Linked DNA regions of Homo sapiens: region 1 is linked to region 2. A link is a contact called in ENCODE POLR2A ChIA-PET data. All regions are on one chromosome and are shown on one strand. The core of a region is the stretch at or near the end of the contact, and the rest is flanking DNA. Distances in the headings are between cores, read along the strand shown.

Evidence for each region. ChIA-PET counts read pairs that join two places held with the same protein, here RNA polymerase II (POLR2A).
Region 1: POLR2A ChIA-PET joins it to region 2 with 12 read pairs in activated CD4-positive, alpha-beta T cell. The contact joins two enhancer-like sites. POLR2A ChIA-PET finds 5 or more read pairs at or near these places in 3 of 52 experiments (Caco-2, activated CD4-positive, alpha-beta T cell and activated T-cell).

The regions. Positions count from the first base shown.
Region 1 is chr2:63,849,910-63,855,207 of GRCh38, reverse strand. The region is part of intron 1 of UGP2 (UDP-glucose pyrophosphorylase 2); the gene reads right to left. Among named protein-coding and RNA genes, the nearest start is that of UGP2, 11 kb to the right of the region's middle. RefSeq lists an enhancer at 4,782-5,298. Within about 2 kb of position 1,372, at least 5 of the 41 ENCODE cell types and tissues checked have a DNase peak (open chromatin) inside an H3K27ac peak, as active enhancers do.
Region 2 is chr2:55,096,650-55,101,775 of GRCh38, reverse strand. It overlaps a transcript of RTN4 not described here. Among named protein-coding and RNA genes, the nearest start is that of RTN4, 49 kb to the right of the region's middle. Within about 2 kb of position 1,760, at least 7 of the 41 ENCODE cell types and tissues checked have a DNase peak (open chromatin) inside an H3K27ac peak, as active enhancers do.

The sequences.
Region 1 (5,298 bases), core at 123-2,622, 8.8 Mb before region 2:
CACTTATATTTGAATAAAAGACATTTATACAGATAGAATTAAAGACAACATATAAGATAAAACTAAATGTAACTACAAAGTTTAGAAGTAACTAAAGTAGCTGTTTGAGATTTGTCTAAATGAGAACCATTTGAAAACAAAACAAAACATTTTAGAAGCTCCCTCTGCAGAACAATAACTTATTAATTTACATGATTTAAGGTCAAAACACACAGAACCCAAGTCACTATCCTATCAACCCAAGCTAAGAAAGGCTGGCTGAAAGACTCACATTTAATATTGCATGTGCTCTCTGTCAACACAGGTCTAAGTTTCAGAGGCAGACTTGAAAAAATCCCAGACACAGGATCAAACTCGAGAAATGTCTCTAACCTTTGTTTCTTTCTTTTGTTTGATACAGCACCAATGCACATGAAGAATAATTTGTTTTCTTCCACCCTCTTTATAAATATAATCGGCTTAAACAAAAGAACATTACAACAAGCCTGTCACCTCTTCTACCCCTCTAAAAGCTCTGTTTTTAGTGATTAAAGAATCAGGAAGGGCTTGTAACGAATAAAAAATATTCAAGAATAAAGAATAAGGAAGAGTGCTTAGACAAGAAGCGTAGCTATCTTAAGCATCTGGGCACAGACCAGGAGGCACAGAGCAGGGAACCATTTCCCTTAGTGGTGACTTCTTCATCCATCCTGAATTTTTTAAGAAAGGTCTGAAATTTCTGGTAGGAAAAGTAGTACAGATGTTAGAAGCTTTCTTGGATTTAACATTCTCAGGTTACACTTCTGACAAGGACAGTTGTGTTTCTAAAGGAAGGTCAACTAAAATCCTCTGAATAATCCAAGATTTCTAACCTCATGAAGTGTTTTGTCCCTATTGCCTAGCAATATAAAATTGATTCCCCACGCCTTTAGACATAGAGTGGATTGGGAGTCAAACATTTCATTACCTTAGTCAAACATTTTTATAGATGGGAGGGAGCATTTAACCTACTCTCATCATTTTACAGACGAGGAAACAGGTTGAAAATAGTTGAATGACTTATCCAAGGTCACAGAGCAGGCCAATGGTGGAGCCCAGAAGCAAAGCCATGTTTTTTTAGTCCCATTCCACCACAGTGAGGCAGAAATACCTTGCTAATGTTTTTTTCCTGGCCTGGCTCTCTTTAACCTTGACGCAAAAATCCCTAAATACCACACTCTCCTCCAAAAGCATTTATATCAGAACCTCTTCTTATGTTCAATCAACAGACAAGATAATTCCCCACCACATAAAACTGGACTTACTAGACACTTTAAGTCAATTTCAGATAGAACAGGCAATAACTTTTTTTCACAAGTTCCTCCTTTCCCCCAGTTTCCTAATTCTTCCTGTTCATAGGAACTAAAATTTCAACATCATGGGCTTTTTTATCCAGCTGGAGCCAAAAAAGAGAGAGGGCTACAGTCAATCTGACAAGTGAATATTTTTGTTTCTTAATTCATGGATCTCATTTCATGTATTTCAGCAAGTAAGAGGGATACATAATACCCTTCCCTGACACCCTGACACTGGCGCAAACAAAATAAGTACACAAGCTAGTTTCATAATGCACAGGCCATGGAAAAACCACAGGGAAGGCACCAAGAGCAACAGAGAAGTTGAAGAGCCATCCCTAGGCCACCTCTGTCTGATCAGTCCCAACCTTCCTGGAAAACCCACAATGAGAGATACTCAAAGTCAGAGAATTGGAGAGCGCACTTAATCTTAAATCGGGAAATGACTTGTGATCCAAATAACCATAGAACTCCAAGAATTTAATGGCAACTGGAAATAATCAAGATAAAGCTATCTTGATTATTTCAAGACATAATCAAGAAATAATCAAGATAAAGCTATCTTGATTATTTCAAGGAAATATGAACTATGCCGGCTAGATTTACAACCAATTCAAGCTAACCAGCTTCTTCTGGGCTCACTACAGTCCTTTAAACCCAGTTATTTGTGAATATTCCTCCTAGAAAAGCTCTTTATGGGGTTCCATTACTCAAGTGTATCCTATATCTTTTCTTACCTCTCTGACCACACCTCAGTTTCCCTAACTGGCTCCTCCTTTCCTCTCCTGAGATTCCTAAAATTCTGTCCCCAGACCATTTTTTCTCCTCAATTCTCATGCCACTCTCCTTACTGATCACTCAAACATGTGCCTCTCATCCTAAACTTTTTTCCTGAGCTCCAGGATCACATTCTTTACTTCCTTAAAGACTTCTGACACCTGGATACCCAGCTGGGTACCTCAAACTCAACATGTCCAAAATATGACTGATCATCCAAACTAAATTACTCTTTTGCCCACCCTGTTCTCCACGGCATTAACATTTCCGTAGAAACTAAGGTTTATACCTCACAGTCACAGTTGGCTCTTCCCACCTTTCCCCTCACATTGGACAATGCAATATCAAAACTTCTTAAATGATTGCTGTAATTCCATTCACTGTTTTCCATTTCCATTACTGCTACCTTAGTTCCCCTAGCATTTTTACTCTCCTAGTCATGACAACAGCTTTCTAACTAGTCTGCCCATCACTCTAATCTAATAGTGCCAAGGAGGATGGATTGATCTCCTTAAGCTGCAACCCCCATCATATCACTTCTCTTCCTTGTTTGATGAAATTCTCATTGCCTATGGAAATAAATACAAATTCCTTATCCAGGCATGTCTCAAAAGCCAAGCTGAAGTATCTTTTGGAGTAGCCAAAGCTAATGAAAGTATGAAAGCAGACTGCCTAAAGGCTGCAATTTCCTATTCCATTTGGGACATCTAGAATAGTTCTTCTAAAACTTTAATGTACATACAAATCACTTGGAGGCTGGTTAAAACACAGATTCCTGGGTAAGCTCCCAGAGAGATTCTGATTCAGTAGGTTTGGGGTGGGAAAGATATGCATATCTAATAACCAAACATTGCCAGTATGGCTTTGAGTAGCTCTGGTAGATTATACTCCATTTATCTTAACATATTTGTAACAGCCATATTCTTCATCCTTCTTGCTACTCCAATGCTATTCTGTCACCAACTCCCTGCCCCAATGCCCTGTGTTTCAGAGATGGCACCAGGCCCAGATTGGTCCAAAGCCTTCCTAGTGATTGGTTTAAGCATAAAATGTAATATGATTCTGGCCAGTAAGCCATAAGGGTATAATCTGTCACAGCACTTTGGAGAAAGGTGTTCCTCACTGAAAAAAGACATACATGAGAAAAGATAGTATTTTTTCTACTCACATAATGAGTATGTGTCCACCAATCACCCCACGTTTCTTCTGCCATGATTAGTGCCCTTGAAAGAAGCTGACCCAAGAATGAGGCAGATATGTCAAAGATAGCACAGCAGAAGGAAGGTCTGATAAGCTTTTGTACTGAATTAACCAACCCTGCATATCCTACTTCAGGATTTATGGGATAAAAAGACCCTCATTTTTGAAAGCCAAATGAATTGGTATTTTTCTACTCCATGAAGTTAAAAGCATCCTAACTATAAGATTGTTCGAAACCATGCACTTCAAATACCACTCAACACTTTCAGAAAAGGGGAGGCAGAAATGAGAAAAAAAGTAGAAAAATAAGAATGGCCCAGTATGAGTTCCAGAATAATGAGAATCATCCCAATCTCTGGGAAACCGCCCTGATCTCTCAATCCCCAAAGACTCAAACTGTTTTACTTGATTTGCTTCTGTCATTTTGATGGTGGTATTCCTAGTGTTCTAAGCAGTGGCTTCTGAACATTCCAAGAGGCCTTTCTTTCTACCACAACTGATTTGGGAGTTTTAATCACTCCTGTCTCTGTATTATATCAAACACCCCTCAAAACCCCAATTCTTTAGTTAAATGTCTGCAATCCTAGAACATATTCTCTTGAGGGGGAAAAAACTACATTATGTCATGCAACTTTGTTTTCCCAAAACCTACCTTAGCACCTTGCACAGTACAGGTGCCTAATAATGGTATGTAACTAAACTGTAGATCAGGACTTAAATTCTCATATAATAGTAGTTTGAATAGCTCCTATTCATTTGTCAGAGTTCAGTTTAAATATTACCTGAGATTATCCTCCTAGAAATCTTTCTAAACTAAGTTACCTATTACATGCTCATATGCTAGATCCTTGTACCTCTCCTTTATAACATCATAATTTTAAAAATTTATTCAATGTTTATCTTATCCAACAGACTGTAAATTCTGTGAAAGTATATGTCTGTAATGTTCACAGCTGTATTCCCACTGCCAAACACAGAGCCTGAGATATAGTAGATACTCATGTAACATTTATTAAATGAGTAAGAGCCTATTATGATCCAGCTATGCTCTGGGTATACAGAAGGCAAAGTCTAGTCTAGTGTAGGTAGTGCCTAGTAAGCCCAAAGTGAAACTGTACAAGAGCCATGATGTCTGGTCACAGAAAGGCAGAGTTAAGATAAGTATAGACTGTCATAAGTATCTGAAGCCCCAGTCCCTAAGGCTTCTCAAGCAGAGGCTGATTTATTAGTCAAGTATCAGGGATATGGTCAAAGAAGTTTCACACAGATAGGTAGTCTAGACAAATGACTACTAAATTTCTTTTCAATTTTATTAACCAATATAAATGCCAATGTAATGTTTTCACTAACTTTAGAGATTAAACAAAATTGGGCAATTTATATGTTTACATTTAGTTTAATTTAGGGAAAAATATAGAAAAAATATTCCATGTCATTCAATGATAAATTAAGAAAAGTAAATTCAATTAAGTTGCATCTTACATAATTTTATATGATCTTTTCATACTAAAGTTATTAGACTGTCAACTATGACTACACTGAGATATATTTTTAGATGACTCAGCTTTACATTCATATGAATGGTTAATAAATGCTTTTTGATAACAAAAATAAAAGGATATCAGGCTTTCAAGAACTGTTGCAGCAACAAATATGCAGAGCAGCTCGCTAAAAAAGATTTTTGCTAATCATGCATTGCTTTACTTAAAAAAAAACTGCTACAATTTATATATAAACCAGTCTTCTGATTAACAATTAAAATTAACCCTACTCTTATACAATAGAGTAGCTCTTAAAATCTCAAAGGAAAAAGAAAACACTACTTATGGAAAACAGAACATTCAGAAGAGATTTGTTAAATAATACCACTTTGTTTTATGTTTAATGGATGAGAAGAAAGTCATCACAAAAGGCCTCACACTCCTTTGTTGAGAAGAAGAGAAAGAGGTATAACATAAAATCACGATGAAAAGCCAAAAAATGATCCGGTAGTCCTGCCGTGTAACTT
Region 2 (5,126 bases), core at 511-3,010:
CATGCAGCAGTTCTTCTAATTAATAATTCCTATGCTCCAGGATATCCACAGGGCTGGTTCATACCATCATATGAGGACAGAAATTGGGTTGATCTTTTTCATCTCTGTGTAGCTGGTACTTGCATACCTAGCACATTGCCTGGCACAGACTATGTAGCAGAAATGCATGCTTAATGAATGAAAGTGGTTTGTTGATTGTTCTAAAGATTTCAAAGTTTTAAATTCCATTTGGTTTTGCATATATATAAAAATATACACCAAATCATTTTGGATTCTGAGAAGACTAAGTATACTGTTTTTCAATACTTCAGTTATTGTATTAATAACTTCAATTTTTACAGAAACTTATTAGTATTATAGAATTTCCTGAGAAGCTACCATGAGAAATCTCACTAAAATTATTATTACAATGGATAATGTATTATTTCACTCTTCTGAACAAGTTACAACAACATTGATTTTCAAAAAAATAAACATTTTCTGATTGGAAAAGTAATAAGTATTCATAAGAAATTCAGAAACTATAGGAATATGTAGGAAAAGACAATGATAATCTCACCCCTGGAGATAATCCCTATTAACAACTTGTTTGTTCAGATTTTTTTCTATGCATATGCCAACATGTAAAATAATTATTATTTTACTAAAATATAATCCTACTATACAAACTGTTTGGAGCTTGTTTTTGTTCTCTCATGTTTCTATGTCAAGATTTCAAAATACATTTTATAATTTTAGTGGCTTAATAGTTTCTATTACATAAATTTACCATTATTTATTCACACTTTCCTCTTGACAAATATGTGATTAAAATTACATTTTAATCCAAAGTGTTTTAAGTGTCAAGTAATCTAATGACAGCTATTTTTATAAAATGGTAAGAGTAAAAAAAAAAAATGCTAAGAGTGCTGTCAAGAGAAAAAAGAAAGAAAAGAATAAAACAAGCAAGTAAATTTTTGTTTAAGCACAAATGAACCCTAGTGCATCCTGAGAATTTCTAGCCAGTGAGCTGTGGAAAACTTGGCATGGCTGATGCAATGATAGCACAATTATATGTCAGTAATGCAAGTATATAAAATTGCAGATAAACAAATGCCTTTGCTTTAAATAAACTTTGATTTAACTACTTTAGAGACTGTTCTTGTTAGAGCTCCGTAGGGTTTTTAGGTTTAGAGAAGATGTACCTTGAGGCTTTGTTGGGGTCTAATGGACCACCAAGGAAACAGCCCACAGGTCTGCTGCTTCCCTTTCACTGTCTTCAGTTGCAGCAGTGCTGAGATCTTAACTCCTCGAACCTGACGAAAGAATTATGGCAAATGGCTGAATAGATCAAGATTTCATAATATGAATGGGCTTCCAGACAGAACCAGCATTAAGATTTATGTGATCTGGGATATGTCTTGTAATTCTACCAGTTTGATTAGAAAGGGATCTGGAGGGCTTGGGGAATGCCACCCCAATAGCTCCCTGTGTTCAACTAGGAAAGACAAGACGAATGTGGCTTGTCCAAGCCCCCAGTGCAAAGTAAGACCTTAACTCCGTAGTGGGGTCACTCCTAGCCAGGCTTCTGCTAATTTACCCCTTTCCAGACAAGTATAAAAAGCAGAAAGTACACTGGTGCTTGGTGACCTTATGAATGCCATTTGTTTTGTTGAATTTGGATTCCTTTACAGGAAATGTTCTAATATGTGCAAGTATTGCATCATTTAAAGTAGCAGATTAGTAGGACAAATGTTGCAGATGTAACTTAGACTAGTTCTCTAAAATAAGTCAGCATGTCACTAGATATGAATAAAATGTAAGTCCATGTTGCATATCAGTTGACCCACAGTGTAAGCAGGCAACAATGATGAGGCTGGAAAGAGACTAGTAATAAGAATAATAATAGTCAATGCTTACACAGCCCTATGTGCCAGGCCCTATTCTAAGCATTTTACATGAATCGCTTCATTTAAACTTTACAGGATTCTACATATTTAGCTACTGTTATTATTCTCTTTTCACAATTGAGAAAAACTGAAGCACAGATAAGTTGGTAAACTGGCACCGTGTCACATACATAATATGTGGCAGAGTGGTGATTCAAACCCAGACAGTCTACCTCTGGCACCTGCACTTTTAGCCACTAGTATGTCTGAGAAATTCAAAAATTTAAAGTCAGTCTCTAGCCAACCCAGGTGCAAAGAGCACCCCCAAATCCCTGATTGATGTCCTGAAATACCATTTCCCATGTCAAAGAGCCAGGCTCCTTGAAGAAATGGCTGAGTCAAGGTCTAGGGCAGGAAATGAACAAGGGATCCCTGAAGCACTTTGTCATATAGGTAGTGAGGAAGCTATTGAGGACTACAGGGTCATTCTCAAAAGGACAGCAGAACCAACTTAAAGAGGCTCCCAATGGCCAAAGGTGTCACAGTTTTGACATCAGTAGGGATAATACCAGCAATAGATTGAAACATCTCAAATATGTTTAAATCTATGAGTCCATAATGATGCTCAAAAAACTGGTCATGTTTAGAAGATGATTGGGAGGCAACTCATTATTGAACTGATAACCGGTAAATAAATTCTACCATTTTTTTCTGCCTTCCTTATATGAACTGTATGCCCCAGTAACTAAATAGTGCATGAGGTGAAGTTCTTGTTTAAAGAACTAATTCAGCCACTAAACAACAAAGGAGTAATAGAGTCCCCTTTCTATGGCCTCTAAAGAACTAATAGATCTAGGCCTTAAGGAGAAGTGATTGCTAACGTAACAAGAATACAGACAACCAAACAGTACGGACCTCCTGATGGATGAAGGAAGAATACACCCATTCATGAAGAAGTCTTGCCAAAAAGGCAAATTCAAATCTTACCAAGTTTCTTGTTCCAAATGCCAATTTAGAAAATAGAGAGGACAGAGGAACATGTTGCACTACATTGGGGGAATGAAGGCAGCAAAAAACTAGACTATGAGAAACTCTACGGAACAAATGACCTGATTTCGTCAATAAATAATTCGCAAGAAAGGGGGTTCAGGGGGAAACCTATAGATTAAAAGAGATTTAAAAGGCATATTGATGAATTGCAACATGTGGACCTTATTTGGATCTTAATTTTTTAAAATTAAAAGAAATTGCATTTATGAGAAAATTGGTCATTTGAACAATGACTCGATATTGATGTTAAGAGATTATTGTTATTTTTTTGGGGTGTGATAATATTATGGTTTTAAAAAACTCTTCTCTTTTACTGATAAGATATGTTCTCTGGCATTTGCTTCAAAATAATATGCAATGGAGTTGGAAGTAAAGATAAAAGAGAATTGACCCTGCGTTGATAATTATTGAAGTTGGGTGATGGGTATTTGGAGGTTTATTATTATTCTGTTACTACATAATGGTTTTAAATTATTATAATAAAATGTTTTTAAAAATTAAGTGCCTAAGTTTTAGGTTGCATAAAGTATACACTCTTTCTGATCAAAGAAAGATATTTTTACTTTAGACACTAGGATTATAAGTCCAAATGAATGAATAATCCTTAAATCTCCACCACAAGACCACAAACATTTACTAAACACCAGCTTTGTGCTGGGTACTGGAAATCCGGACATACTTCTGCCTCTAACAGGTGAAAAAGAAAATGGGACAACACTAGCCCTAATCTAAAATGACTGGAGATGTGATAAAGGGAGTACAAAGAAATACCGTAGCACAGTGCAGAGGTTAATTCCATCTAGGATAGTAACAGCTGGGAGATGGCCTTTGATAAAATTGTGTGAGGTAGAAAAAGAGATTGGGGGAAGGGCACAGAGGAGAAAGATGAGGCTGAAGGTTGATGAGGAGGGGCGGGAGTGCTGAAGGCTTCCATATGTCATTCTTGGCCCTTCAGACTCCACCTGCTTCCTGGGGGAATTTCACTTTTCCTGCTCTTGCCTATACACTGGTGATTCAAATGATTCAGAAATCCTTATCTCCAGCCCTGACCTCTATCCTGAGTTCCAGAACAGCCTGTTCAAGTGTCAGCTCTTCATTATGGATTTCACTTCAAAGTCAACATGTTCCAAAACTGAGCTCATTATCTTTCCCAGCAACCTATTCCGTCTCTCATATTCCCAATGTTTATGAAAGTGTTCAAGATAGAATCCTTAGAGGCCTGGGTGGCGTCTGCAGCTCTACCTCTGACAGTCTGCCTCTTCGAGGCCTCCTGAAGCTGCCCCTCCTCCTTCCCCCACTGCTGTCTCCTTGGTTCAAGCTTTGCCATCTCTGGGGCAATAGCAAGTGTCTTCCAACTGCTCTTTCTGCCTCCAGTTTCTTCTTGTTTTGATCTTGTTTTCTATTATTCTCTTAGAGTACCAGTGTTCCAAAGCTTTCTTTACAAGAAGTACCTGGGGTTTGATTACAAATGCAGAATTACCAGGCTTTCCCCCCAACCCCAGAAATTCTGATTCTGAGTCTGGACTGAGGCCAAGGAATTTTTTTTTTTTTTTTTTGAGACAGAATTTCACTCTGTCATCCAGGCTGGAGTGCAGTGGCACAATCAGGGCTCATTGCAGCCCTGACCTCCTGGGCTCAAGCAATCCTCCTTTATCACAATTTAGCTCTTACTCATCTTTTGCAAATACTTCCATATTAAATTGCTTAGTGGCCATGCCTTAGTTCGTGCTGTGCCCTCTGCCTAGAACTTCTCTTGGCCTCTTGTCTGCTTGGTGAACTTTTTTCTTTATTGAAATCATTGCTCAGATATCACTATCTTAGTATAATCTCCCCTAAGTACTGGGGCCACAGTGAGGGGCTTTGGCCTAGTTGCTCCCTTTAAAATTTGTACATGCCCAAATAAATACCTCGCATCTACCTAACAACCTTGCAATTATCCATTTACAATGACTGTCACTCCAACTACACCTCATTCCTTGAGTGTAGGGAAGCCTTTCTTCGTATTTTTTGTATTCCTGGGCCCAGAAAGCTGCCTGGCACAGGACAGAAGCTTAATAAACAGTAACTGCTGCAGCATGACAGAATGAGCAGAGGGTGTGGTGGAGTGCTAGCATGGCACCCAGATCTCAGGGCAGGAGCCAAAACTGGAAAGTAGCTTGCGTTCAGATTGAGAAAAAGACCCCAAAGCAACACTGAAAACCTTGGACC